Regions from separate parts of the Homo sapiens genome. Here regions 1 and 3 are each linked to region 2. Evidence: chromatin loops called from intact Hi-C (ENCODE). Cell type or tissue: B cell. All regions are shown on one strand. Each heading gives the region's core, and the rest is flanking DNA. Links, peaks and the distances in the headings are about the cores only.

Evidence for each region. Hi-C counts contacts between places; a loop is a spot of excess contacts. Peaks named below come from ENCODE experiments on the same cell type or tissue, not always from the same donor. Only the 100,000 strongest peaks of a DNase experiment are listed, where the experiment ranks them.
Region 1: a loop joins it to region 2, with 6 times the contacts of the local background. A loop is called at or near these places in 5 of 110 quality-filtered maps.
Region 3: a loop joins it to region 2, with 11 times the contacts of the local background. A loop is called at or near these places in 3 of 110 quality-filtered maps.

What each region holds. Positions count from the first base shown.
Region 1 is chr7:140,670,984-140,680,963 of GRCh38, reverse strand. It overlaps ADCK2 (aarF domain containing kinase 2), which reads right to left and starts at 8,019. Exons shown (of 8, transcript NM_052853.4): 1 at 6,701-8,019; 2 at 6,207-6,353; 3 at 1,681-1,809. The coding sequence starts at 7,633. RefSeq lists enhancers at 1,573-2,073, 4,580-4,769 and a silencer at 7,625-8,084. In B cell, for the core only: CTCF peaks have their summits at 5,318 and 5,546; DNase peaks (open chromatin) are centred at 4,443, 6,403, 7,613, 7,733 and 1 weaker place; H3K4me3 peaks cover 2,727 bases; H3K27ac peaks cover 4,255 bases.
Region 2 is chr7:139,333,835-139,343,814 of GRCh38, reverse strand. It overlaps FMC1 (formation of mitochondrial complex V assembly factor 1), which reads right to left and starts at 2,478. Exons shown (of 2, transcript NM_197964.5): 1 at 2,293-2,478. The coding sequence starts at 2,430. FMC1-LUC7L2 (FMC1-LUC7L2 readthrough) reads right to left here and starts at 2,478. Exons shown (of 11, transcript NM_001244584.3): 1 at 2,293-2,478. The coding sequence starts at 2,430. TRR-CCT4-1 (tRNA-Arg (anticodon CCT) 4-1) reads right to left here and starts at 3,115; the gene lies at 3,043-3,115. It also overlaps a transcript of LUC7L2 not described here. RefSeq lists enhancers at 2,238-2,487, 1,935-2,502, 2,758-2,827, 2,858-2,927, 3,238-3,297. In B cell, for the core only: CTCF peaks have their summits at 2,570, 3,380 and 3,581 (motif pointing right); DNase peaks (open chromatin) are centred at 2,624, 3,414 and 4,421; H3K4me3 peaks cover 2,577 bases; H3K27ac peaks cover 2,409 bases.
Region 3 is chr7:140,225,452-140,235,431 of GRCh38, reverse strand. LOC107986854 (a long non-coding RNA gene) reads right to left here and starts at 3,946. Exons shown (of 2, transcript XR_001745386.2): 1 at 3,811-3,946. RefSeq lists silencers at 4,010-4,059, 4,110-4,159, 4,740-4,899. In B cell, for the core only: no CTCF peak of the experiment used is centred there; DNase peaks (open chromatin) are centred at 4,751, 5,001, 5,241, 6,131 and 4 weaker places; H3K4me3 peaks cover 3,997 bases; H3K27ac peaks cover 4,235 bases.

The DNA.
Region 1 (9,980 bases), core at 3,343-8,342, 1.3 Mb before region 2:
GCGCTGTCTTCTCACTTATTGGGAAGTAACCCAAAGAGTATTTCCTTTCCTAGAACCCATCTGTCATTCAGCCATGTGCAGTGGCTCACACCTGTAATCCTAGCACCTTGGGAGGATTGCTTGAGCCCAGGGGTTCAAGACCAGCCTGGACAACATGAGGGAGAACCACCTCAACTCGGAAAGTCAAGGCTTCAGTGAGCTGAGATTGCGCCACTGCACTCTAGCCTGAGTGACAGAGACTCTGTCTCAAACAAAACAAAACAAAAATCTGTCATCCACACATTGATTTGAACTTATTTACATTCCCTTCTATAACAGCTATCAGAAGGATGACAAGTCACATAGGTTTATTGAAAAGGAAACCTATCAACTCTGCTACTGAAGATAAGAGATGTGATGTCCTGAAAAGATAGGGGTGGGCACCAGAGAGCTGGTTTCTGGGCAAGAATCAGCCAATAGGGGTCTGGGCAACGTAAGGAGACCCCCATCTCTACAAAAAAAAAAAAAAATTACCCAGGTGTGGTGGCTAACACGTATAATCCTAGCACTTTTGGAAACCAAAGCAGGAGGATCACTTGAACTTGGGAGTTTGAGACCAGCCTGGGCAACAGGGAGAAACCCAGGCTCTACAGAAAAATACAAAAATTAGTCGGACATGGGGATGGTGGCTCGTGCCTATGGTCCCAGCTACTTGGGAGGCTGAGGTGGAATGATCACTTGAGCCCAGGAGGTGGAGGCTGCAGTGAGCCGAGATCATGCCACTGTACCACAGCCTGGGCAACAGAGCAAGACCTTGTCTCAAAAAAAAAAAAATTGTCAAAACAACCCATGGAGATAGATCTTGTTATCCCTAATTAACAAATAAAAGAACCAAAGCCCAGAGAGGTTAAGCAACTTGCTCAAGTTCACACAGCTAGAAACACTGTGTGGTTCATGTCACATTCATGAGATTCCCTGAATCTCATATCACCATCTGTAAAGAGGAGGCTGGGCTGGGTGCAGTGGCTCATGCCTGTAATCCCAGCACTTTGGGAGGCCAAGGCAGGCAGATCACTTGAGGTCAGGAGTTCCAGACCAGCCTGGCCAACACGGCAAAACTCCATCTCTACTAAAAAATACAAAAATTAGCCAGGTGTGGTGGCACACACCTGTAATCGCAGCTACTTGGGAGGCTGAGGCACGAGAATCACTTGAACCTGGAAGGCGGAGGTGGCAGTGAGCTGAGATCATGCCACTGCACTCCAGCCTGGGCAACAGAGTGAGACTCTATCTCAAAAAAAAAAAAAAAAAAAAAAAAAAAAGAGAGAGAAGGCTGAACTAGAGTAGAGGATAGCTAGGGCAAGTGAGATGACACAAGGTTGTTCAGCACTTTCTCTGTGCCCAACTCCTTGTTTTGCATTCAGTGTGTCATTTACTCCTGAGACAATCCTCTAAGGCAGGTCACCAACTAATAAAATGGCAGAGCAGATTTTCAAATCTAGGGGATCGGGCCACACCCAGTGTTCTCAGCTACCTCACTCCAACACTGCCTCCCGCCGAGGCCAACACATCCCAGCTCCTCACAGTTTTACAGACACAAATCCCATCCTCTCTCCAGACTGAAGCCTTTCTGTGGGCTGGAGACGGGCCCACTGCGAGTGGCAAGTGAAAGGTATGGCCAGGCAAAGCCATCACTCTTACTTCATACGTTTCCACCAAGACTTCTCTGGTGACAAAGGGGCGCAGAGGGGTGGGGAACTTGACGGCTTTCACATTCCGGAAGTTGACCTGGAAGTGTTCTAGATTCTGAGCTTCGTAACGCAGGTCAATCTACAGAGAAATGGACAGAAAGGATGAGGGCTAGTCTGGGTACAGGCACAGTGACATCTGCAATGCCAAGGAGCTAGCAAGTCATGAGATCCACCCCACCTTCCCCACCAGCTTGCCCCGCAGAACTTGCCCAGAAACTCAGGAGGCGACATCCGTGGGCTACAGCCTGCCCCAGCAATCCCAGATCTCTGTGTGAACTCCTGGAGGCTGCAGACGGCAGGTGCCCTGGTGGGCTTTGGGCTGCACTGCTTCTCTGCTACTCTCGCCCTTGCCACCCGCCTGCCTCACACCAGCCCATGAGTCCCTTCCCCGTCTCCCTGGGGTCTGGCTTCTCCAGGCCAGCCCCCAGCCCTCTCTTTCCATTAGGGCCAGCGTGCTGTGGGCGCTTCCACACAGGGCTACCCCTTCATCTCGCGGCAGCTCTCCACCCACCGCATCGACACTGCCACTGCTACTCTCCCCAACCACCACTCACCAGACCCAAAGGACCACTTCCAGGTTTATCATCAACCTCTGTGGGCATCCAGGGCTGGTGCCGCTGCTGACCTGTCTCTCCGTGATGGCTCTTCCCCCGGCACCTGCCCTTCACTCTCCTGGCACCCCTGCTGCCTCTCGCTGTCCTGTCTTGGCTGGGTCTCCTGTGCCCCCAGGAGCTGATGTCCTTTCTCCTGACCGAAGTGAGCGTGTGTGTCCCCTTGACAGCCACCAAGCCCTCAGCCGGCGCCTCCTCTGACAGCACCTTGATCCCCAGGTCAGACCTCAATGCCAGTCTCCAGAGTGATATATCCAATGACACCTGGATGTGGCCCGGTGGGAGCCCAGAGACCCTGAAGCTCTGTGCCTAAATGGAATTTCCCTTCACCATCCCCACGCACTCAGTCACCTTTGAGTCCCCAGATCATGCCTTCTCTCTTCCCCTCCGTGCACAGCAATGGCCCAATGCCATCAAGTTTGCAGCCTCACCGCCCTCAGATCAGTCCCTGTCCCCCAATGCCACTCCCAAGGCGCATGCCCTCAGGTCCAGTCACCTGAGCACAAACAGAGGTGCCTCGAGTGTGCTCCTTGACCCATCCTTCCTCTCCAATCCATTACCTGCATGGTGAAGTCTGCACTCCTTAGAATGGCATCCAGGTGGGTCATGATTTGGCCCCTACTTCTCTGTCCAGGTCCATCTCTCATGGCACCTTCCCCTGCCTTTTACCACCCAAGACCTGGCCTCACCCAACTCCATATAGTGCTCGACATCCCAGAGTGGCTAACACCCCCGGCTCTCCTCTGGCTTCTTTACTGCCTCGAATTGGAATGTTATTCCCCCACTTGGTCCAACTGCAAACACCAGTCACCTTTCAATACTCAGCTCAAGCTAAGGACACCAACCAAGTCCTCCTCTGAGCCCTGATGAACCATGCTGAGGTTCAGCCAGGCTCAGGTTCATTGCTTCCAGGGCCTCCCTCAGATACCAGATGGCTCAGTCCCTGACATAAAATTGCACAGTATTTGCATATAACCTATGCATATCCTCCCATATACTTTAAATCAGCTCTAGATTAGTTATAATACCTAATACAATCTAAACGCTCTGTAAATCATTGTTAAACTGCATTGTTAAGGGAATAATGCAAGAAAAAAAAGTCTGTACATGTTCAATACAGATGCAACTATCACAGACCTAACTACATTTTTTATTGAATCCGGGGATACAGGACTCATGGACAGAGGGCTGACTGTCTTTCTTTTTTTTTTTTTTTAGATGGAGTCTTGCTCTGTTGCCCAGCCTGGAGTGCAAAAGCATGATCTTGGCTCATTGCAACCTCCGCCTCCTGGGTTCAAGCGATTCTCCTGCCTCAGCCTCTCGAGTAGCTGGGATTACAAGCGTGTGCCACCATGCCCGGCTAATTTTTGTATTTTTAGTAGAGACAGTGTTTCGCCATGTTGGCCAGGCTGGTCTTGAACTCCTGACCTCAAGTGATCCACCTGACGCCGCCTCCCAAAGTGCTAGGACTACAGGTGTGAGCCACGGCACCTGGCCCTGACTGTCTTTCTTAGGGATAGGAAAGCTCACTTGTTTTCTTTGCTTACTAGCGTCTAACAGAGTTTTTTGTTTGTTTGTTTGTTTGTTTGTTTGTTTGTTTGAGATGGGATCTCACTCTGTCACCCAGGCTGGAGTGCGGTGGTGTGATCATGGTTCACTGTAAACTCTGCCTCCCAGATTCAAGCGATTCTCCCACCTCAGCCTCCTGAGTAGCTGGGACTACAGGTGAGCACCACCACGCCTAGGTAATTTTTTGTATTTTTGGTAGAGATGAGGTTTCACCATGTTGCCCAAACTGATCTCAAACTCCTAACCTCAAGCAATCCACCCACTTCAGCCTCCCAAAGTCCTTGGATTACAGGCATGAGCCACCGCACCCAGCCCTAACAGAGTTTTTAGTCACTGTTACATAAACTTATAAATGAATGGAGAGACACTCACACACTATACCCAGACCCACAACTCTAAGGCTTCCAGCCTAGGAACATGATGGGACTACTGAGAGACGGACACAGGCTTAGTAGGAAGAGCTGATTTTTAAGACAAATGGGGTGTGATTCAGAGATGTGAGTTTGAAGTGATGGAACCACATGATGTCTGTCAGACTTCCGCAAGGGGAACTGAAACTCAGATGAGTGGCAGGACTGAGAGGAATTAATGCAGAGATGGTTGTTGGAATCGATGCTATTTTCTCTGTTTTAATTTGCTTTTATTATCAAATTACATTGCTCTGTAGCTATGAATGTTTGTGTCCCCCCAAAATTCCTTTGTTGAAATGCTAAGCCCTAAGGTGATGGTATTAGGAGATGGGGCCTTTAGGAGGTGATTAGGTCATGAGAGCAGAGCCTGCATGAATGAATCAGCGCCTTTACACAAGAGACCCAAGACAGACCCCTTACCCCTTCTACCATGTGATGACACAGAAGGTGCCAATTATGAACCAGAAAGTGGGGCCTCACCAGACATCGAATCTGCCGATGCCTTGATCTGGAATTTTCAGCCTCCAGAACCTCGAGAAATACATTTCTGTTGTATGTAAGCTACTTAGTTTATGGGATTCTGTCCGAACAGACTAAGAGACTTTCTAAACATTGGAATGAATCCCTAGGACTTAAAATCTTAAATCAGAGCCTCCAAACAAATACTCGGCAGGTTGCTTCTGAAAACCTCCCAATTCCTGCACTACCCAACAAGGAGCCAACAGGTACCTAAGTGGAGCCCCGACCACCCCAGTGTGTTTGCTAAGTCTGTATCCTTATACAAAGGTCCCAAGGGCCCTGAGCATGAAGGAGGTCCTTGTTGACTCAATTGCCCTGGAATCAAAGCAGAACAAAGGCACAGTATGTGACTTTGCTAATTATTTTCTCACTCTGGAGTCATTGATTATGGCAGAAATAATGCTAGATGTTCTCCACCAGAATCATTTCCTTGTCACAAAGGAAGACTGTATTTCCCAAGCTCACAGTTACACTGGGCCCAGGCAGTTACAGCTCTGATCAGTGAACAGGAAAGAAGTGATGTTTGCCACTTCCAGGCCTGGCCACAAAATTTATTACATGACCCTGCATGGCCTCTGCCTCCAATCCACACTGACCCCAGATGACACATGTTGAAGGAGGCAGTGCCAAACTTGGGAAGAAATTGAGTCCCCTGAAACTAGGGAGTAGAGCTCCCTCTCTTGACCGTACGGTGGCTTAGTTCTGTCATCTCAGCACTTTGGAAGGCCGAGGAGGGAGAATGGCTTGAGCCCAGGAGTTCAAAATCAGCCTGGACAACAATGGCAAGACCCTGTCTCTGTTTTTAAAATAATAAAATAAAGAGCTCCCTTTCTCTGCCTCAGTTCACCTGCATAGAACTTTGTTTTTTGTTTTTATTTTTCTTTTGAGATGGAGTCTCACTCTGTCGCCAGGCTGGAGTGCAGTGGCATGATGTCATCTCACTGCAACCTCCATCTTGGGTTCAAGCAATTCTCATGCCTCAGCTTCCTGAGTAGCTGGGATTACAGGCATGCAGCACCACGCCCAGCTAATTTTTGTATTTTCAGTAGAGACAGGGTTACACCATGTTGGCCAGGCTGATCTCGAACTCCTGGCCTCAAGTGATCCACCTGCCTGAGCCTCCCAAAGTCCTAGGATTACACACATGAGCCACCACGCCCGGCCAGAACTTTGATATAAGCAAAAAATTAATTTGTTGCATTAAGCCACTGAGATTTGGATGTTCTTTATCAGCTAGTGTTACCAGCTCTAACACATCACATGAGTTATGACATACCAGAAAATTATTCATTCAACATTTACTAAGTAGCAGCTAATGGCAAGAACTATGTTAGGTGCTATTTACAGCTGAGGGGAGGAGAACTCACCTGTTGGACCATCAGCTTCTCAAATTCCTCCACAATCTCAGGCAAGCTAAGCCACTTGATGCCTGGCAAAACTCCCAGGACTCGGCTGCCAATCTTCATCAGCAGCAGGTCCATATGCACCTGAGCGAGCAGGCCAGGGTGCAACACCTGTCAGAAAGAGGAACCGTGAGACAGGAGAAACCTGCTGGACACATTTTACCCAGCCAGGGCTGGGTCCCACCATCCAAGCAAGAGCCAGGTGGCTTCTTATCAAAGAAAAGAGGATGTGGTCCCGACACCCAAGCAGTTAGTTCACTCCAGACTCAGTTCATTTTCCTCTATCAGACTATTCACACCGCCACTTCAAGCCAATAAATGAAACAGCTTGCATGAAATAAGCACTCAGATATTGGTCAGGCAAATAGAAATAAACGTGGGGGCGATTTGCATGGCGGTTGTTTCTGATCTGGGATAGCTCAGTGGGTAGGTGAGCTGTGAGCTCTCACAACACTTACTTTCACTGCCACGGAGATGAGGTTGGTGGCCTCAGGTTGGTGGCCAGGGACCTGAGCCCGAGACACCCCTGCATTTGATCCAACCAGGTCAGCTTTAGGGAGGAGCAGCCTTTCTAGAAACGACTGGTCTGCGAGATTTTCTGGAGGTTTCCGGCCATTTCCAAGGTATCCAAAGAGCTCTCTCAGCCCACCGACTGCCCCAGTATGTGAGAAGGGCGGCAGACAGGAGGCCCTGCCAAGTCTCTGGACGCTGTCAGTCTCCAGGAAGGCAGTGTTGGCGTATGCTTTGTACACCTGGGCCACGCAGCCTGAGCCCACAGGTTCCCGGTTCTCAAAAGAGAGGATGCTCCCCCAGTCATCCCCAAAAGCCTGCCGAAGGAAGCGCTCAGTGTGAGTCCACGGGTGGGGCGTCACTCGGACATGCAGCTTGGAAAATTGGGCACAGAAAGCCTCCGAAAACAGATCGCGCCGGGTGCTGGCCCACTGGCCCAGTTTGATGTAGGTTGGGCCTGAGGTCTCGGTGGCTTTCAGAAGCAGGTGGAGCCAGAGGGTGGAGACGCTGGGAGCCAGGTAGGTGAGGGGGTAGAGGAGTAGGAGGGGGAAGAATTTCACCAACAGAGCGCCGGCGCGAAGCCAGAGGCGGAGATGCAGGAAGACGCCGCCCAGAGGTCCCGCTCGGGGGAGGCTCTCCGCGGGCCCCGCGCCAGCCGCCCCGCTGCAGCGGACCCTTCGCCGACTCAGAACGTCAGGGGCCCCCTCACCCACGTCCCCGCACAGGGAGACGACCTTGGGCAAAGTGCCCAGCAGAAGCCAGCAGAGCCTGGCATCGCGAGGGCACTCGGAGGGCCTCAGGAGGCTGAGTCCCTGTCTGAGCTCGAAGCACCTCAGGTGCGACAGGCAAACCCTGACGGAGACGCGCCAGGGCGCCACCATCCTCCCGAGGCCCGCGGCCCAGGCGGCCCGCCCTCCACTTCAGAGGCGCCCGCTCAGGCGAGGCTGCGGTGAAGCCGAAGCCCGGCCCTGACCCCGCGGACGGAGCTGCCCATCTGGGCCGGATCCGCGCCCCGCTCCCTCCAGCACCTCGCCGGGCCTCAGGCCGGAGGCCCGCGCCCCGCCCGACACCCGCCGCGCCGCGCCGCGCCGCGCGGAAGGGGCTGTCAGACGGCACCAACTGCGGAACGGGAGGAGCCAGGACCCACGCGAAGCCAGGCCCCGGGCGCCCGCGACCTGAGCGAGGGGGCCGCGCGGGCGGAGGCAGGGGCCGGGCAGCCGCAGGGTCACCGTGCGCCCAGGGGCCAGTATGAGATCGCTGGGGTGGCGGGCACCAGCCCAGGGCGCGGGCGCAGGCGGGGGCCGGGAGGGCGGGGCGGAGCGTGGAGGGCGGGCGGAGCGTCGGGGGCGGAGCGTCGGGGGCGGGCGGGAGTGCAGGTGCAGGGAACCGAGGCACCGAGGGCTGTGGTGGAGCGGAGGGGCGCGGGAGATGGATGGGACGGGTTCGGCCACTAGGTTGAAACCGCCATTGCAAAATTATAACAGATAATGAAAGAGATCTGACCTAACCAACTCCATCTTGCTTCTAACCTCCAAGCTGTCCTTGTTCATTCCTGGGCGTTGGCTGAACTAACTTTGGGAGGAACTTAGTTTATACTTTATAGTTTAAAACAAAGATGATAACAGCCCTTTCTGAAAACAAACCTCCTTCTTGCCTGGGGAATAGACTGTCTTTGTAGGACTAACAAATTAACCAAAAGATTAGAAAGTATGATTTAGGAGTCAGGCAGCAAGGCTACAGTATTCTGACCCTCCCTAAACTGCTAATAAGATCAGTGCTCAAGATATTTTGCAGACCCTGCACTTGATGGATCAACTGACACCTACCAGATCGATAAACCAGGTCATCTGATCTTAGGCCCCCACTCCGGAACTAACTCAGCACAAGAGGACAGCTTCAGTTCCCTAAGATTTCACCTCCGACCCAACCAATCAGCACTCTCGACTCACTGGCCTTCCCCCACCCACCAAGTTGTCCTTAAAAACTCTGCCCAGTGTCCCGCGCAGCCTGATCTGTGTGAATTACTCCTTCTCTATTGCAATGCCCCTGTCTTGATAAATCGGCTCTGTCTAGGCAGCAGGCAAGGTGAACCCGCTGGGCTGTTACAGGGTGGCCGGTGGGGGCAGAGGGCTGGGTGCTGGGCGGTGAGGGTCGGAGGGAGCAGAGGGTCGGTGGCAGAGGCCCGGGCAGCCAGGGTCCCTTGACCCGCCCCTTAAAGAGGACGGCGACCCCAGGCCAAGACCACCCTGCCCTTGAGTCCTGGGTCCTGGGTAGCAAAACGCAAAGGCACCCTCTATGTCCCCCTCCCCATGTCTATCTTCCCACTGACTTCTTCGTATCTTTCATTATTCCAAAGAGCATGGCTGAAAAGTATGAAGGCAGGTTCTGAACACAGGTCCGCTTTTCAGCGGGGGTTGGGTAGGGGGGTGGTGTTGGATGGGGGTAACTGGGCTGCAGGAGTAGGAACTGGATGCTGTGTCCTCGGCTGCATTAATTCGGCAATTGTGTTGGACCTTGGGGAAAGGCTCCGGAAAGGCCATATTCATTCATTCAATAATACTCACTGAGCCCAATAAATATTTCTTGAGCCCAATCTCATATTTGTCGAGGCTCAATAATATGTACTGATCAAGCTAGGTCATGTGCTGGACCCTGGGAAAGCGGACACAAATATCCTGCCCTTACTGGCTGAATACGTAATGAGGGGGACCCAACATGGGAACATATAAATGTGCAATTTCAATTTTTTTTAAAAAAACACCCATGATAAGAAATCAAAATGTGCAGTTTCAAAGTGTGGCAAAGCCATGCAAGAAATGACCGGGCACGGTGGCTCACACCTGTAATCCCAGCACTTTGGGAGGCCGAGGCGGGGGGATCACTTGAGGTCAGGCATTCGAGACCAGCCTGGCCAATGTGGTAAAATCCCATCTCTACTAAAAATACAAAAATTAGCTGGGTGTGATGGTGCATGCCTGTAGTCCCAGATTATTCAGGAGGCTGAGGCAGGAGAATGGCTTGAACCCAGGAGGCAGAGGTTGCAGTGAGCCAGGATGGCACCACTGCACTCCAGCCTGGGCGACAGAGGGAGACTCTGTCAAAAAAAAAAAAAAAAAAAAGCCATGAAAAAAAAAAGATTACCAGAGGCACACATAGCATGCAACTACCCTGGAGAGGAAGGGAAGGCCAGAGAAAGCCTTAGAGGAGGGGGCCAAATAAAGCCCTAAA
Region 2 (9,980 bases), core at 1,664-6,663:
TACAGACGCACACCACCATATCCGGCTAATTTTTGTATTTTTTATACAAACAGGGTTTCACCATGTTGCCCAGGCTGGTCGTGAACTCCTGGGCACAAGCGATCCACCTGCCGCCTCCTCCCAGAGTGCTGGGATTACAGGTGTGAGCCACCGCTCCTGGCCTAATCCCCTTTCTCTATTTGAATATCTAGTGTTAGAATCTGAAAACTAGAATGTGTGTGGCTTCTTGGTTTTTGAGACAGGGTCTCGCTCCGTGGCCTATGCTGGAGAGCAGTGGTATGAACATGGCTCACTGCAGCCTTGATCGACTTCTTGGGCTCAAGTGATCCTCTCACCTCAGCTTCCCAATTAGCTGGAACTAGAGGATGGGCCATCACGCCTGGATAATTTTCAAATTTTTTGGAGAGGAAGTCTCACTACACTATGTTGCCCATGCTGTTAGAATGTGGGTTTTAGGATCTGCAGATCATGTTGAAAGCAACATTCATTAGCTGCTTAAAAACAGAATTAATCTGCTTTAATACAAATTTAACTTTTTAGTAATTTAAATTTTATGAGAAATCAACACCAATGTCAAGCATTAACAAATCATAGCATCCACTTCTATTAATATATAAGCCCAAATTTGTGGAATTTGACATGGGAATTCTAGGTTAATGTAGGATAGAATACTGCTCTTGATTCGGTTGAGCCTGAATCATGAGGACAAAAGGGTCAGCAATAGACAGGAAACAGTAAATAGATCACAAGAACCCAAAAGAGATCAAATGAAATAGAACACTGTATTTTCCCTGTGGAGAAAGGGTAGGTTTCTCCCTAATAGAATCCCTTCTCCGGAGGGAAAGGATAGAGAAAATGGGATGGTTATTCAGTTAGCTGTGAGCCTGAAGGAAACAGAAACCATTTCCCCTATGCTCAAGTGCATTCCAGAGTGGTATTTCCAGAATGTACCATGAATTTCAGAACCATTACCAAGTCTCTCTCAAGGGTAATAATGTTATCCCCATAAGGTACAACTATAATCATGTCACCTCCTTAAAAATCTTAGAATGGGGCCAGGTTTGATAGTTCACGCCTGTAATTACAACACTTTGGGAGGCCGAGGCAGGCGGATCACCTGAGGTCAGGAGTTCAAGACCAGCCTGACCAACATGGAGAAACCCCGTCTCCACTAAAAATACAAAATTAGCCGGGCGTGGTGTCGCATGTCGCCTGCCTGTACTACTCGGGAGGCTGAGGCAGGAGAATCGCTTGAACCTGGGAGGTGATCACAATCTTAGAATGGCTTCCCATTACACTTACAATAAAGTTTAAGTTCCTGTTCGGCCTACCACTTCATCTACCTCCACTTCACCCACCACACCTTAGGGCTAAACCACTCTCAACTGGCAATTTTTCTCCCCTTGGGCTTTCAATTGTGTAGCTTTTAAACCTGGACCCTAACCCCAATTTACTTGCTAACTCCAAATTAGCCTTCAGGTCCCTGATTAATTTCCTCCGGAAAACCTTCCCTAACTACCCCTTCTTTATACCCCAGCCCCTGTTGTCTACACCTTGAGCACTTATTTATCCTCAGTACTTTACTGTATGGCTCCTTAGGTGGGCAGCAAGTGTCTTAAGGACAGGACACATGTGCATCTGATTCTTCCTGTTTAGACCAGGTTCCTAGCACAGACCCTAACGTTGCCACCTTTTAAAAACTAGGTGAATTTGAGTTCTAAGATTTTACATTCTGACGTCCGTGGCTCAGAAATTCGACAGTTGATCGTTCTCCCTTTCCCCACATTGCTCAAGGGCAGCAAGTTTCCTTCCCTAAAGCCCAGTTGTTCTTTTCCGCCTCAAAAAGAAATGCTTCTTAGAATAACTTTTCTAGGGGACGGGTGAGGAAATTGTTGGCCAGATGCTGTGGCTTTAAGTCTAGCAACAGTACACCCTTCAACTCCATCTTCATTGTTTTATCCCCAGCATTGAATCCTCCATTCCACTTTCCTGACTGCCCTCCGCAGAGGCAACAGACCAGCCAATGAAATCCTTCGGGACGGGTCCGCCCCTCTGCAGGACAGGCTGACGTCCCCAGAGCGACTCTGCGCCCCCCCCCGCTGGTCCTTTGGTCCCCGAGTTTATGCCAGAGCATGGAGCCTAGGGCCTGGGTTGGTTTGGTCAGAACCAGGGCTCCGTGGGAGGGTTGGCCTCAGAAATGCAGGAATTAAACACCGTGCTCCCCACCCTAGCCCAGACCCGGCTCTTCCTCCCTCCCCAGCACGTAGAGCACCCGGGACATGGCTCCCGTACCCGATGTGCACGGAAAGCCTTCACAAGGTACCGATAGGCCGCGGTGTCGCGATAGGGTCGGCCGGTGGCCGCGCTCAGGTAGCGCAACTCCCGCAGAAGTCCTCGAAAAGTGTGCGACGGGGACCCTAAGGCCGCCATTGTCCTGTCCTTCTCCGAGCGTGGTGCCCAACGGCGTCCTACGACCCTGAAAACCCCTCCTCCGGCCCAGGCGCCTAATGGTACGGTCGGACAGACTACCGACTCCCCCTATCGACTGACGAGCAGTGGAACCGCTCACTTGTCCGTTGACCGAACCTTATTAATCGAAGGCCCAGGGGCGCCGTAACAAAATCAAACGAAACCCGACTGTTAACTGAAGGTACCAGGACCTCTAACCCAGAACAAGGGTTTGGGGAAACAGGGGCTTTTCTTCACTGCGTCATTGAAGATGCCCGTTAGCCGACCAACCGCTGAGTCTCAGGAGAAGCGGGCCCGGCGGGGGGTGTGGGTGTGGATTTGATATGGAACACGCTGAGAAGACATTTTTAAATGATTTATAAAAGGGATATCAAAATTCAACGTATTGACGTCTCCCCAAATCCCAGGGGACCTGCGGCTCAGACAAAGGACATGGGTGTGTGCAGATTCTCGAAAATTGCAGCCCACCAGCTAGTAAAAACACACACACACTTCCCATTTAAAAAAAAAAAAAGTAAAGTTGGCATATTTCGCTTTGTTTAGAAAGGGGAAAAAAGGACAAAAGTCACAGGCCACCCCAGATGGGACTCGAACCCACAATCCCTGGCTTAGGAGGCCAATGCCTTATCCATTAGGCCACTGGGGCTTCTGCAAACGACGCGCTCACACAACATATTCAACTATTTTCCTCTTTGGTACGTCATCGTCACTTCATTTTCGCCTTACCCTATCCCACGAAACCACACCTAGCGCCCACGTGAGGGGTGACGTATGCTGGGAGTTGTAGTTAGAGAACAAAAGTCCACATCACCGCGCCAAAGGCTTTACCCTCGAAACTGCACCGATGCTCCGGACGTTGAACGGGCGCGCGCACGCTTCTGCGTACGCGCTTGCCTGCGCAATAGTCTCCGCGCCTGCGCCGTAGTCCCCGCGCCTGCGCAAAAGCGGGCATGCGCCGTCGCGGAGCACAGCGCGCTGGGCAAATTGGCCGGATCTTCGAGACTCGCCCTCTGAACGTCAGCTCTGGTGGGTTTTTACCGGAAGCAGCCGGACCTTTTCCGGTGTTGCGAATTTCCAGGAGGAGCTTTGCTCCAGCGGCCGTTAGATGGCGCCTGCCGCGGTCAATTTCTGCTTCCGGTTGAAGCGTTGAGGCCATTTCCGCAGGCCGGGCGTGGTGGCGCACGCCTGTAATACCAGTACTTTGGGAGGCCGAGGCGGGCGGATCATCTTAGGTCGGGGGTTTGAAACCAGCCTGACCAACACAGAGAAACCCTGTCTCTACTAAAAATACAGAATTAGCCGGGCGTGGTGGCGCATGCCTGTAATCCCAGCTACTCCGGAGGCTGAGGCAGGAGAATTGCTTGAACCCTGGAGTCGGAGGTTGTAGTGAGCCGAGATCGCGCCATTGCTCTCTAGCCTGGGCAACAGGAGCGAAACTCCATCTCAAAAAAAAAAAGAAACATGTGCCGTGTCCTTTGAATTGGTGCGTCAGCGATAAACATGGGACAGCGGGGAAGTAATAGTACATTGATTAGGAATTAATTTTAAAAATTAGCAGTTCATTTTTTGGTTCTGTTCCTAATTGTATAACGAACAAATCACTTCGGAGTCCCAGTAAACTTACCCTTATAGTATCACAGGGGCTTCCCATTGTCCCTAAGATAAAGCTCAGACGACATAAATTGATCCTCGCTTGTACCTTAATCTTCATCTCTCACTTTTCGCTTATCACCCTCTGCTCCAGGTATCTCCACTTTCATTGTCTCTTCCCCACCACACACCTTACCTGATATTCCCTCTGCCTGAAACTTAACCATTTGTATTAATATGCCTCTTTACCCTTTGGGCTTCAGCTTACTCCAGAAGTCTAGGTTAGACGCTTCTCCAGGCCCTTGAAGTCAATACGGCAAGGTGAAAATTATTCATTTCACCTCCTCTGGTCCCCTGTTGCTCCCTTTATTTACTCATCGTAAATAACTCTTAATGTAGGTACATGGCCACTACTCCATACTGTAGTTGTCAGTCTCTTCCATCAGACTGGGAAATTGTTCAGCTCCGAAAGCCCTGTGCCTAACAGAAAAGCCTGTTTCTTCACCAGGCTTATTCCTTGGTAGCATAGTCATAACAGCTTAGTCTGAAGCTCCTAAAGGGATTGGCACTGTCTGGCCCCAGTGGCTAGGAGACATAAGCTACTGAGCAGGAATGACAAACAAATGGAACATCAATTGTTCATTAATGAGTAAAGCTGGCTTGGTTGGAAACCTGGTGAACTGGACAGCAACTAGCCCACCTGTCCAGGGGGCAGCCATTACTCACCTCCACTGATTGTTGCCATTTTAGGAAAGCAAATCCTTTAAAAACCTTTTTTTTTTTCAGGAAACTCTGGAAATCTGTTTTAATGCTATAGATTTCCTTCTAAATATTGGCCACTAATGAATACTTTAAAAGTACTGCATGCCAAACAGCCCACAGACTTCTAGTCTGTAAAGAAAGAAGAAAAAAAGGGCGATAGGATTTGAAGTTAAGAAAAGGTAAAAAACATGTGGCGTGCCTAGTTCGTGGGAAAAAAAGCTGGTTTGATGATCCTGCCTTTTTATTTTTTCTTTTTAGAAAAATTTTTACAACTATATTGTCTTTTTAAGTTTTTAAATGATTTTTTTCTTTCCTATCATCTCCTTAGCCTGATACCCTGCCTTATCTTTAGGAAAAAAATGCTCCTGATAATAAATACAAAATATAATAAACTCATTTGTATTAACATGTGAGATTCTGTTCAAAACCCAGCCTCATTATAGGTCACTCTTCAGCACCCTCAGCTGATTACCACACTGGCTAAATTAAGGAACTTACACATCTTAAACAGCCTTCTCAAGATTACCATTTTAAATGTTCCCCACTCTTGGCCGGGTGCTGTGGCTCACGCCTGTAATCCCAGCACTTTGGGAGGCTCAAGGGGGGGCGGATCACTTGAGGCCAGGAGTTCAAGACCAGCCTGGCCAACGTGGCAAAAACACATTCTCCACTAAAAATACAAAAATTAGCTGGGTGTGGCGGTGCGTGCTTGTAGTCCCAGCTACTCTGGAAGCTGAGGCAGGAGAATTGCTTGAACCCAGGAGGCAGAGGTTGCACTCCAGCCTAGGTGACACAGCGAGTGCGAGCCTGTCTAAAAAAAAAAGTTCCCCACTCGTACGTATTTCCAGATACTGAGGGTTTTCGGATACTACTTTTTGGCTAGACACACCAACTAATTATTTAACCGAGTGTACAGTGATAGAATTAAATCTCCCAGGAGCCTGGCAACAAAGCAAGACTCTGTCTCTATAAAAAAAATCGATGTATATATGGTGGTGCGTGACCGTAGTTCTAGCTATGCAGTAGTTTGAGGATCACTTAGCCCAGAAGTTCAAGGCTGCATTGAGCTATTATCTCTCCACTGCATGGCACCCTAGGTGACACCAAGACACTGTCTCTAAAATAATAATAATTGTTGGGAGCAGTGGCCCACGCCTGTAATCCCAGCACTTTGAGAGGCTGAGGCAGATGGATTGCTTGAGCTCAGAAGTTTGAGACCAGCCTGGGCAACAGCGAAAACCCACTTCTACAAAAAAAATTTTAAACTTAGCTAGGTATGGTGGTGTGTGCCTGTATTCCCAGCTACTTGGGAGGCTGAGGTGGGAGGATCGCTTGAGCCTGTGGTGAGCCTTGATCACGCTACTACACTCCAGCGTGGGTATCAGAGTGAGACCCTGTCTCAAAAAAAATTTTTTTTCTTTTTGTGAAGGTGTTTCTGTTTTGTTTTGTTTTGTTTTTGAGATGGAGTCTCACTCTGTTGCTCAGGCTGGAGTGCAGTGGCAAGATCTCAGCTCACTGCAACCTCTGCCTCCCGGGTTCAAGTGATTCTCCTGCCTTAGCCTCCCGAGTAGCTGGGACTATAGGCGCATGCCATCATGCCCAGCTAATTTTGTTTGTTTGTTTTGAGACGGAGTCTTGCTCTGTCACCCAGGCTGGAGTGCAGTGGCGCAATGTTGGCTCACTGCAAGCTCCGCCTCCCGGGTTCACGTCATTCTCCTGCCTCAGCCTCCTGAGTAGCTGGGACTATAGGCACCCGCCACTAAGCCCAGCTAATTTTTTGTATTTTTAGTAGAGACGGGGTTTCACCATGTTAGCCAGGATGGTAATTTTGTATTTTTAATAGAGATGGGGTTTCACTATGTTGGCCACGCTGGTCTCGAACTCCTGACCTCAAGTGATACACCCGCCTTGGCCTCCCAAAGTGCTAGGATTACAGGCGTGAGCCATCACACCAGACATTTTTTTTCTTTTTGAAGTGGTTTATTTAATTAATTAATTTATTTTTGAGACAGAGTCTTGCTCTGTCACCCAGGTTGGAGTGCAGTGGCGCGATCTCAGCTCACTGCAATCTCCACCTCCCAGGTTCAAGCGATTCCCCTGCCTCAGCCTCCGGAGTAGCTGGGATTACAGGCGTGCACCACCACATCAGACTAATTTTTTGTATTTTCAGTAAAGATGGGGTTTCACCATTTTGGCCCGGCTGGTCTCAAACTCTTGACCTTAAGTGATCTGCCTGCCTTGGCTTCCCAAAGTGCTGGGATTACAGGCATGAGCCCCTGCGCCCAGCCAGAAGGTTTTAAAAGAGTAAAAACATTAAAACACAATAAAATAATTATTCAAACTAATGAATTAATTAAATTAAATTAAAACTATCACCCAGAGAGTTTGGTACCTATCTGGGTCATTATGATGATGTAATATAGCTCCCGTGTGGAGCTATGGTCTTTGGTCTTTGGGGCTGGCCCTGGAATAGCTGATCTCCACGACAGAACCTGCAAAGTGCTGTTAGCTTTGTTTGGAGATGGCCCACCATTATGGAATATGTCGTACCTGAGTGATGATATCTTGAGGCAGCTGTCTCAGTTGCCATCATTTTTCCAGTAATTGTCAAATAGAGATAGATCACATAGAACCTCCAAGGAGGACAGTTTTCCTGAGACTCTTAGAAACCTAAACAATTGGCCAGGCGCAGTGGCTTACGCCTGTAATCCCAACACTTGGGAGGCCGAGGCAGGCGGATCACCTGAGGTCAGGAGTTCGGGACTAGCGAGACTGACATGGAGAAACCCTGTCTCTACTAAAAAAATACAAAATTAGCTGGGTGTGGTGGTGCATGACTGTAATCCCAGCTACTTGGGAGGCTGAGGTAGGAGAATCGCTTGAACCCAGGGGGTGGAGGTTGCGGTGAGCCGAGATGGTGCCGTTGCACTCCAGCCTGGGCAACAAGAGAGAAACTCTGTCTCAAAAAAAAAAAAAAAAAAAAAAAAGGAAACCTAAACAGTTTATTTATTTAGTTCTTATTTGCTATGCTGTTTGTAATAAAAAGACTTGAGGAAAAGTATATAATTTACTGAGGTGAAACCTGACTATCAGGTTGTATGCACCTAGCATGATGACTTTAATGACAATCATTTGGTACAGTCACAATTCTGAATTGATTCAGATGACATAGAAGTGACCTTGGAATTCATTTAGATGCTACTTTTATTTTATGTGAGAAATTTCAAGCTCAGTGAATTACACAAATTCATTCTGCTAGTGATTTTTTAGTGCATTTTTGTTGTTATGGCATGTGACTTAAGATATTATGGAAGCCAGGTGCAGTGGCTCACGCCTGTAATCCCTGCTCTTTGGAAGGCTGAGGCGGGTGGATCACCTGAGGTCAAGAGTTCGAGACCAGTCCGGCCAGCATGATGAAACCCCATCTCTACTAAAAATACAAAAAATTAGCCGGGCATGGTGGCAGGCACCTGTAATCCCAGCTACTCAGGAGGCTGAGGCAGGAGAATCACTTGAACCCGGGAGGCGGAGGTTGCAGTGAGCTGAGATAGTGCCACTGCACCCCAGCCTGAGTAATAAGAGCAAAACTCCATCTAAAAAAAAAAAAAAAGAAAAGAAAAGAAAAAATGTCATTATGGCATATGATGAGTGTAGGAATGGTCTGCCACGGCATCTTGGCAACCATGCACGTCTCCATGTAGGTCATGTATATTGCAGTCAGGCACCCCCAAAATCTATTTCCCCACTTTTCAGTAGAATGCCCTGTGATTGCTCCTGATGCAAAAGGCAATATGCCCGGTAAGGAGCTACTGTAAGGCAGTTTCTGATCCCTATTTTTTGGGAGACTGCTACAAGGCCATTTCTCATCAACTTGTCTAATTTCAGTTGAGCACGGAACTTTCCACTTTATTCTAACTTATGGTACAGCTGCAGACTTCTGTGTAAGTCTGTAAAACACCTTGGCTGTAGTTTGGATTTGGCTCCATGGCAGAGCAGTCCACCACTTGCGCTATCTTCATCATCATGAGCTATGATTCATCATCATCCTGCTGGGCTGGGGACATGGGAGCAGACACCATCTTGCTTTTGCTGTCTGTGTAAATAATAAACTATCTGAACCCATTGGACTCATTGTCTCCTTCTTGACTGGTTCTGTGGAAGTTTGGCAAGTCAGCCTAGAAACTACTGCAGTGTTAGGCACTGAGCTGTTGCTTAGGGACTGCTTGACCACTTGAAAATGAGGTTGAATATAAAAGAAATGACACCACATTTGGAGTCACCCTCGATGTGTGAATAATAGACTCATTAAAATGTCCATCAACAGGGACGAATAAATAAAATGCAGCTTATCAGTACAGTGGAATACTACTCAGCAATAAAAAGGGACAAACTACTGGTGCATGTGATAACATGGGTGAATCTAAAGTCATTATCCTGAGCAAAACCAGACACAAAGCCTACATACTATATGATCCATTTATATAAAATCCAACTCAATCTATAGTGACAAAAATCTCATTTGGGGTAGTGGTTTCAGTTATATCAAAAACCATTAAATTGTACACTTTAGTGAGACATGGTGGCTCACTTCTGTAATCCCAGCACTTTGGGAGGCCGAGGCAGGAGGATCACTTGAGGTCAGGAGTTCAAAACCAGCCTGGCCAACATGGTGAAACCCCGTCTCTACTAAAAATACAAAAATTAGCCGGGCTTGCTGGTGCATACCTATGATCCCAGCTACTTGGGAGGCTGAGACACAAAAATCGCTTGAACCCAGGAGGCAGAGGTTGCAGTGAGCCAAGATTGCACTCCAGCCTGGGTGACAGAGCAAGACTCTGTCTCAAAAACAAAACAAACAAACAAAAAAAGACTGGAAGCGGTGGCTCACGCCTGTAATCCCAGCACTTTGGGAGGCCAAGGCAGGTGGATCTGGAGTTTGAGACCAGGCTGGCCAACATTGTGAAACCCCATCTCTACTAAAAATACAAAACTTTGCCAGGTGTGGTGGTGGACACCTGTAATCCCAGCTACTCAGGAGGCTGAGGCAGGAGAATCGCTTGAACTGGGAGACAGAGGTTACAGCGAGCCAAGATCACACCATTGCATTCTAGCCTGGGTGACAAGAGTGAAACTCCATCTCAAAAAAAAAAAAAAAAATT
Region 3 (9,980 bases), core at 2,138-7,137, 890 kb before region 2:
AGGGTTATCTAGCAGACATTGCGGGTTGTCAACTTGGTTGGATTATCTAGCAGACACTGCTGGTCGTCAACCGGTTGGATTATCTAGCAGAGACTGCTGGTTGTCAACTGGTTGGATTATCTAGCAGAGACTGCTGGTTGTCAACTGCCTGGATTATCTAGTAGACACTGCTGGTTGTCAACTTCACAGAACCCATCCATATCTCCCAAATATATGGCAGCCTCGAGATTTGTATAGGATGGGGCCTTAGCTGCTTAAGCCTAATCAGGGTTCTTTTAGCAGTGACTGGGTGCTGCTCACCAGCACATTTCAGGGATGCACCATTGAGCACGTGAGATTCCGCTGGGCTAAATGATTGGTTAGGTGAAATCCAGTGTTTTTTTTGAGCATGGGAGGCAAGAAACTCTCTTCCTGGATGGGGTGGGATGTGCATGTGGGGCCAGGGATTGCTGCAGCCATTTTGCTCATGGCTGGGAGGTCAGCCTGAGGATTCAGTGACCCATGGAGGGAGTGCCCAGAGAATCACAGAAAAAAGGATCCAGGTCCCCACCATACCCTGGCTGCAGCGTGATTTTCTTTTGGACGTTTTAGTTCCCAAGCCAATAAACTCCATTCTGTGTTTACACCAGCTGGGGTTTCTTGTTTATTTGTTTTGAGACAGAGTTTCACTCTTTTTGCCCAGGCTGGAGTGCAATGGTGTGATCTTGGCTCACGGCAGCCTCCACCTCCTGGGTTCAAGCGATTCTCCTGCCTCAGCCTTCCGAGTAGCTGGGATTACAGGCACGTGCCACCACGCCCAGCTAATTTTGTATTTTTAGTAGAGACGGGGTTTCACCATGTTGGCTAGGCTGGTCTCAAACTCCTGACCTCAGGTGATCCACCTGCCTTGGCCTCCCAAAGTGCTGGGATTACAGGCATGAGCCCACTGCATCTGGCCTGTATTGTTTAATTTTTTTTTTTTTTTTTTTTTTTTGGGACGGAGTCTCGTTCTGTCGCCCAGGCGGGAATGCTGTGGCGCGATCTCCGCTCACTGCAAGCTCCGCCTTCCGGGTTCAGGCCATTCTCCTGCCTCAGCCTCCCGAGTAGCTGGGACTACAGGCGCCCGCCACTGCGCCCGGCTAATTTTTTGTATTTTTAGTAGAGACGGGGTTTCACCGTGGTCTCGATCTCCTGACCTCGTGATCCGCCCGCCTCGGCCTCCCAAAGTGCTGGGATTACAGGCGTGAGCCACCGCGCCCGGCCGTATTGTTTAATTTTTAAACTGACTTTTACTTACATAGAGCAGTAAAGTACACAAAACTTAAGGACACAGTCTGATGAATTTCAACACCACACACACAAACATATACCTCTATCATCCAGATCAAGAATGTTCCCAGCCTCCACAAGCCAAATATGTAATTAAAAATGTCCTACTAGGCATATTAACGCAATAAAAGTAGAAAGCTGGGGCGTGGTGGCTCACGCCTATAGTCCCAGCTATTAAGGAGGGTGAGGTGGGAGGACTGCTTGAGGCCAGGAGTTTGAGGCCACCCTGGGCAACATAATGAGACCCCCACCTCTAAAACAAAATTAGCCAGGGGACGGTGGGGTGTGCCTGTAGTCCTAACTGTTCAGGAGCCTGAGGTGGGAAGATTACTGGAGCCCAGGAATTCCTGGCTGTAGTGAGCTATGATTGTGTCACTGTACTTCAGCCTGGGAGACAGTGAGATGAAGAAAGAAAAGAAAGAAAAGAGAAGAGAAGGGAAGAGAAGGAAAGAGAAAGAAAGGAGGGAGGGAGGGAAGGAAGGAAGGAGAGAAAAAGCTGAAATTAATTGTAATAATCTATTTGACTTAACCCAATAGATCTAAAATACTTTAATACATAATCAATGTTGAAAGTATTAATGATTACATTTTTTTCCTTACTGAGTCTTTGAAGTCCAATGTTTGTTTGACACATACAACACATCTCAATTTGGACTAGCCAGACTTCAAGTGCTCAACGGCCCCATGTGGCTAGTGGCTAATGTACTGGACAGCTCAGGTCTAGAAAGCAAGGGCTGATAAATGAAAAGGAAGCAAATAGCATCCATTGATAGGAATACAAGTTGTGTAGGATGTAAGCCACTGACTTTGAGTGCCGATTTCTTAGTTTTATTTTAGTGAAAATAAAATCAGTTCACACCCAGTATCAGTTCCCTAACCCTATATTCCCCTAAGGTCCCAGATTACTCAACATAGGATATTCCTACCACAAAGAGTTTTCGTTCCCTTTTGGACCCTCTTATGAAGAGTTGTCATTCTTCACATTCTTAGGCATGATGGACCTCTGAATGACAGGTTCCCATCTGACCAAAAAGCCTCCAATTTCAGCTTTGAGTTATTTCAGACTTTTCAGATGGAAGTCATTTTATATCTGTGGTTTCAAACCTGACCAGTCATCTAAATCACTTGAGTATTTAAAACAAAAAACATAACACGCGCCCTGGACCTGCTGAATCCCAATCCAGAGATGCGCTCGGTGATGTGTATTTTTAAACGCCTTCACAGATGACTGTGATGGGCTTTCAGCCCTGGGAACCACTGAGCATCATCTGCTTTGCTGAAAAGATCCAGAGACTTCATCAGGCACCATAGCAGAGACACAGCAAGGCCCCGACTGACAAATCCTCTAGGAGAAACACTCCTATTAAAAATGTTGTAGCCTTGGCCGGGCTCAGTGGTTCATGCCTGTAAACCCAGCACGTTGGGAGGCCGAGGTGGGAGGATCACCTGAGGTCAGGAGTTCGAGACCAGCCTGGCCAACATAGTGAAACCCCGTCTCTACTAAACATACAAAAATTAGCCTGGTGTGGTGGCAGGCGCCTGTAGTCCCAGCTACTTGGAAGCCTGAGGCAGGAGAATCGCTTGAACCCGGGAGAAGGAGGTTGCAGTGAGCCAAGATTACAACACTCCAGCCTGGGTGACAGAGCAAGACTCAAATTAAATAAATAAATAAATAAATAAATAAATGTAGCCGCGGGGGGACGGGGAGGAAGTTGTTTATTTCCTCATGGCTGGGATAATGGCAGTAGTGGAGGTAGAAGCTTCTTGGGTGCAGCCTATTTTAGGCAGGCCGAGCCCAGTCCATGGAACAGGAAACAGTATCTGCAGGTGGGGGACCAACATGAGAGAGGACCACGGGTCTCGAGTTGGCCTGAGGGTGTGGGTAAGGAGGAAATGCACAGTGGGTAACCCGCCCGCCCCTACACACATTCTGTTTTTTTACTTCTGGCTTTTCTGGCAGTCAGTGAACTCTCTTAATCTTAAGGCATGGCGTGTAATAGCAGAGCAAACCTGTGTTGCAAAGGGACAACCTGAAAGAGCATGACTGAAGGGGAAATAAAACTCACCCGGTCCTTCTGGATTTCAGTTTAATCACTGGGTGTGCCCTTGGCACCAGGATCATAAAACAGACCTGGTTTCCTTCCTTTGATGTAGTTAAAGAGCCCTGGATTTGTCGTCGGGGCACCTGAGTTCCAGTCCCAAACCTGTACTAAGCAGCTGTGCCACCATGTGCCTAGGATTTAACTTACCTGAGCCTCACTTCCCCTGCTGGTAAAATGAGTAATCAAACCCATCTTGTGGGTTACAGTGATGGCTGGGTAAAGTAATGCATGGGAAAGCAATTTAGAAACGATCAAACACGACACAAAGGGAAGACCACCGTTTACAGAAGGGAAAGTGACGCAGGACACAGAAAGCGGGAGAAACCGTTCGCCAGCTCCTAGATTCCTCACCTCTGCCCTCCCCCTGTCCTCCCTTCCCCCTCCACGGCAGGGGCCTTACCAACAGCAGGCGCTCTAATCCGCCTGGGCACACACCTGTCCTGGGCTGCTGGGAAGACGCCCCCCGCCCCGCCTAACAAACACACAGAAGTCTCCGGGCCGGGACACCATAAACGTTTCTAGTGGCAAGTCCTCACGGCCCGCGGGCTTCCATTGGCTCGGGAACCCCCTGAGCCTATTTTTCATTGGCTGGCTACTGCTGGGATGAGGAGAGGCAGTCTCAGCCGAGAGTCACTTAGGGCTGCGTGCCCTTTCCTGCCCACCTCCCCGAAGCGGCCCGGGAAGCCCCACTGCTCCCTGCGCGCTCCCTGCGCGCTCCCTGCGCGTCCCGGCCGCGCGCCTGCAGATCCTGCCCGCCCGGCAGCCGTCCCAGGCCGGGAAACAGTAGCCGCCACTCAAATCCGCCCCTTCATCGCCCAGTCCCGCAGTGGACATCTTTCTGGTCCCCCACCCAGAACTGAGCATCACTCCCCCGGTCACGCACATGAGCTGCGCCTCTGTCACTTTTGTCACTCAGTCCCCTTCCTAACTCCTCCCCCCACCCGCAGATTGAAGGGTGCAGTGATCTCCTGGCTCGGTCCCGAATAACGCTGGGTTTAAGTGCACTGGGCCCCAGTTGACAACCAAATAAAGTGGAAACACGTGCGCACCACTCACAGAAAGTATTTCCATTCCGCAGAAGCAACACCTACGGCCCCCACGCCCCCCAGCTCCGAGCCAGAGAACCGGCCCTCTAGGGAAGCCGCCGCCCTTCCCCATCGGGCTGTCATTGTTCCCCGGTCACTTCGGGCGGCGACCCCCACGGCCCGGCCCGCGCGCCCCGACAGCCCCCGCCCGCGGGACCAGCAGCCGCGGCAGGGCACGGGACACCCTTTCCCTGGCGGGGCGGCGTGGGGGCGGCGCTGCCAATCGCTGCGCAGCGCACGTGCTGCACGTCTGCGCATCCGGCCCCGCCCGGCCGGCGTGGTGTGGGGTTGCGGGGGTGCGGGGGCGCGAGGCGCAGCGGCGGTGTGGACGCGCGAGGGTCGAGGGATGCGCGCGTCGCGGGGTGGAGTGCGCGGTGCTTCGGACCCCGGGGCGGCGAGAGTGCGCCGGGGGGCAGTGCGAACGCCCAGGAGTGGGGAGTGCGCAGAGATCTGGGGGTGGCAGAGGACGAGCGCGCCAGCGGGGACCACGGGGGGACCCGAGGGCCCACAAAAGGGTCCGTTCCCCCCTATGCGATGGCTGAGCACCGGGAAACTCCCCAGCGGTCTCCGCCTGTCTCTATCCCTCTCTTACTAGAAACTTGCCACAGCTGGTGGGCGCGGGCCCGCTGCCCTGCACGTCCACCGCCAGATCAGCCCAGGGCCCGCGCCCGGAGGCCAGGGAGCTGGAGGTCAAAGCTTGGTCTCCTGACACCTGTTCAGGAGAAAGCGGATCTTTGTTTGAGGGCCCTCCTTCCGCCACCCACCGCCCCCGCCCCCAACCCCGCCTCCAGCCTAGAAGAGGAGTATTTCAGGTTGCGATTTTCAAACGGAATCATCAAATGTGTAAACTAAAGGGCGGAAGCCCAGGAGTCAAAACAGCCGTGGTATGGTCTTGACAGAGGGCAGAGAGGAAGAGAGGGGTGCCACCTGCTCAGGGCCAGACGCTGATTGAGGGCGCGCCCTGGGAGGGGCGCTTCCTGGTGCTCATTAGTGGAAGGGTGAAATGGGAAGGCAGCAGGGCCGACTTGCTCTCGGCAGAGGGACATTTTCATTCTTCGGTGTGCTGTTTGGGCCCCAGAGAGCTCCACGTCCCAGCGTGGAGGCCAGTGATGTAGCTGGAGCGAGCTGTGAGCTCCTGGAGCTGTTTCGTTGTTTACCCTCCTTGAAAGGAATGCTGTAACAACTTCCGGAAGAGGAGCCCCTTTGAAGTGTGGGCAGGATTGGGGTTCCTCTGACTTCACGTTGTCTAGGTGGCCCCTTTGATGTGGTGACAGGGCTTAGCAGAGACTGGCTGTGGGGAGTCAAACGCCAGTCCAAGGTCACCTCCACCAGGATGGACATACTGAAGGGCAGATTGAAATAGGCCAAAACGAATCTCAAAATTTTCCATTTCCTGGTTTGTTCATTTTTTCATTAATACAGTACGTACTTCTCAAATGTATCATTCGATTCTTTATAACTATGAAATGACGTTGGAAAACTTTGGGTGAAAATGCTATACCTACATTTATCTCATTTAATCCTCACAATAACTATTAGGTGGGTATTATCCCCACTTTATGGAAGAGAAATTGAAGGCCTAGGGTCACGCAGCTATGTGACTGAAAGCCTTCCTTCTTGAACTGCTCCTTCTCTAAAAGTTAATTGGTTTATTTAAATGAGTCAACCCACACAAAACAGATGGGTGTCTGGCACACGGTAAATGTGCAATGAACTGTTAGTTGTACTTGTCACCTTTTTTTGTTGAGACAGTGTTTTCCGTCTTACCGCGCAGGCTGGAGTGTAGTGGCACAATCTAGGCTCCCTGCAACCTCCGCCTCCTAGGTTCAAGCGATTCTCCTGCCTCAGCCTCCCAAATAGCTGGGATTACAGGCTCCCGCCGCCACACCCAGCTAATTTTTTTTTTTAATTTTATTTTGAGACGGAGTCTCGCTCTGTCACACAGGCTGAAGTGCAATGGCGTGATCTTGGCTCACTGCAACCTCCGCCTCCCGGGTTCAAGTGATTCTCCTGCCTCAGCCTCCTGAGTAGCTGGGATTACAGGCGCACGCCACCATGCCCGGCTAATTTTTATATTTTTAGTAGAGACGGGGTTTCACCATGTTAGTCAGGCTGGTCTCGAACTCCTGACCTCGTGATCCGTCCACCTCAGCCTCCCAAAGTGCTGGGATTACAGGCGTGAGCCATTGTGCCTGGCTTTTTTTTTTTTTTTTTTTTTTTTTTTTTGTATTTTTTAGTAGATACAGGGTTTCGCCGTGTTGGCCAGGCTGGTCTCTAACTCCTGACCTCAGGTGATCCCTACATCTTGGCCTCCCAAATTGCTGAGATTGCAGGCGTAAGCCACCGCGCCTGGCCTCTTGTCACTTTTTATTACAAATAAGAAGCTTAAACGTTCTCTATATTGCTGTGGCAAGTACTACAAGAGTCTTAGGCAGCAGATCGTGAAGAACTGTTTGAGAAATGTTTTAGGGTTTTGCTTTTCTCTGATTAGAACCATCTCCAAACGGTGTTGGAACTGGAGTTCCTGAGTAAGATGCTTTCAGACAAAATATACAATGTCTTTCTCTAGAGATCCACTCCTAGGCTTTTTGTTCCTTTCTTTCCCACTGTAGAACATTGCAAAAACAAGCTGCTGAGCCCTCAGCTGGGTGCTTGGGTGTCCCTGAGTTTAAAATGGAATGGAATATAGGTTTCTGTTTTTGCTTCCGTTGTTATGGCATGGGTAACGTAACTTGACTTTGTCTTTAAAAATTTCACAAAAGAAATCAACATTATTTACTAAATCACTTTTTAAACGTGTTTTAAAAGTGCTGCTTTTGGGTTGAAGGGTGTGCTCCCGAAGACCACGCTGAGTTAAGAGGCTAATAGGAATCGTGTGAGTGAGGCAGAGTGGGATGAGGGCCGTTCCAGAGACAGATGTGCCCTGGGAGACCAGGAGGAAAGCAGGCAGGTTGAGCTGTCCTGTTGGTTGTTAGCAGGACAGAACCAGGAGGATGCGGAAGCATTGGTAGCTGAGATGCACGGCACAGACCCAATGGGGTCCTCTCTCTTTCTTTTGTTTTTTGAGACAGAGTCTCACTCCGTCACCCAGGCTGGAGTGGAATAGCGTGATCTCGGCCACTGCAACGTCTGCCTGCCGGGTTCAAGCGATGCTGCTGCCTCAGCCTCCCAAGTAGCTGGGATTACAGGCACCTGCCACCATGCTGGTTAATTTTTTTTGTATTTTTAGTAGAGATGGGGTTTCACCATGTTGGCCAAGCTGGTCTCGAACTCCTGACCTCAGGTGATCCACCACCTCGGCCTCCCAAAGTGCTGGGATTACAGGTGTGAGCCACCATGGCTAGCTTTTTTTTTTTTTTTTTTTAATAGAGACAGGGTCTTCCTGTGTTGCCCAGGCTGGTCTTGAACTCCTGGGCTCAAGGGATCCTTCCGACTTGACCTCCCAAAGAGTTAGGATTACAGGTGTGAGCCACCACGCCCAGCCCAGCGGGGGCCTCTCTTTTGAGTCAAAGGCGGTTTGGAGGTCTAGCACAGCCCTGCTTTGCTCTGGACATGATTCAATGAAAGAAGATAAAAAGTAACACCTGGTAATAGTAAAATAGTAACAAATGGTATTTATTAAATACCTACTGTGTTCTAGGCACTGTGCTAGGAGATTCACATGCTTTATGTCATGTAAGCCTATGATGTGGGTTACTATTATTAGTCCCACTTTACAGGTAGGGAAACAGCCACAGGGAGGTTAAGTTGTCCATTACCCAACTAGGAAGTGGCCCCATGAGCAGAGGACTCAAGCTTCTAGTGTACTCAGCCACTGGAGGATGATCCTTTTGTGCTGAGATTCAGTTTACGAGTTCTATTATGGGGGAAGTTGGGGGCTTCCTGGTCTCAATCTATCTAAGGCCAGCTTGTCCAGCCCATGGGCTGTCTGCGGCCCAGGACAGCTTTGAATGTGGCCCAACACAAATTTGTTAACTTTCTTTAAATGTCATGAGACTTTTTTGTGTGATTTTATTTATTTATTTTAGTTCATCAGCTATTGTTAATATATTTTATGTGTGGTCCAAGACAATTCTTCTTTTTCCAGTATGGCCCAGGGAAGCCAAAAGATCGGACACCCCTGATCTAAGAAGAAGGAGGAAAGGACTGGCTGGATCAATGGGAGAGGGAGAAGAGATAAGGCTCAATTAGTGAGCAGGGATCTGTGCAAAGGAATCAGGACATAGGCACAGCAGCACCACAGGGTGACAGGTGTTAATGTGGGGGCTGAGGGGAGGGAGCAAGAGTACCTTTCAGTGGGTGTGTGTTCAGGGAGAAATGAAGAGAGTTGGGGCTGTTGCAGAGTTGAATTGGGAGCTCTGGGAGCAAGTGTACCAGTCAGTATTATAGGAAGGCAGCCATGTTAAGACACAGGACCTGCAGGGTGGCCAATTTGTTTTAAAGTATATGACAATAACACTCCACAGTTTTAACAGTTTGTTGGGCTAAATTGTGTTCCTCCTACTGCTACTGCCCCCCGCATTCATATGCTGAAGTCCTTACCCCCAGTACCTCAGAATGTGACCTTATTTGGAAATATGGTCATTGCACATGTAATTAGTTAAGATGAGTTCATACTGGAGTAGGGTGGTCCCTGATCCATTAGGCCAGGTGCAGTGGCTCCTGCCTATAATCCTAGAACTTTGGGAGGCTGGGGTAGGAGGATCGATTGGGCCTAGGAGTTTGAGACCAGCCTGGGCAACATAGTGAGACACTATCTCTACAGAGAATACAAAATTTTTAACAAACTAGCCAGGTGCAGTGTCATATGCCTGTGGCCCCAGCTTAACTCAGGAGGCTGAGGTAGGAGGATTGCTTGAGCCAGGGAGGTCAAGGCTACAGTGAGCTATGATTGCACCACTATACCCCAGCCTGGGTAACAGAATGAGACCCCATCTCAAAAATAAAAATAAAAACTAAAGAAGGAAATTTGGGCACAGATATGCACACAGGGAGAATGGCATGTGAAGATGAAGGCAGAGATCAGGGTGCTTCTTCTACAAGCCAAGGAACCCCATAGATTGCTGGCAACCACCAGCAGCTCAGGGAGATGCCTGGAACAGATTCTCACTCACAGCCCTCAGAGGGAACCCATCCTGCTGACATCCGGATCTCGGCCGTCCAGCCTCCAGAACTGTGAGACAATGCTTTACTGTTGTTTAAGCTGCCTAGTCTGTAGTACTTTGTTACTTTGCTCTAGCAAAGTAATACACATGGCAACGTATCTGATGACAGCTCTAGCTGTGATAGAGCCCTGAGGTTTTTGAAACCTGCCTTTGTAGAGGCTGAGAAAATCTGTTTTCTTTCATTTTCCTTTTCTTTTTTTTTTTTTTTTGGTTTCTTTTTTTGAGACAGGGTCTTACTCTGTTGCAAAGACTGGAGTGCAGCAGCGTGATCATGACTTATTGCTGCCTCTACCTCCCAGGTTTCTCAGTAGCTGGGGCTG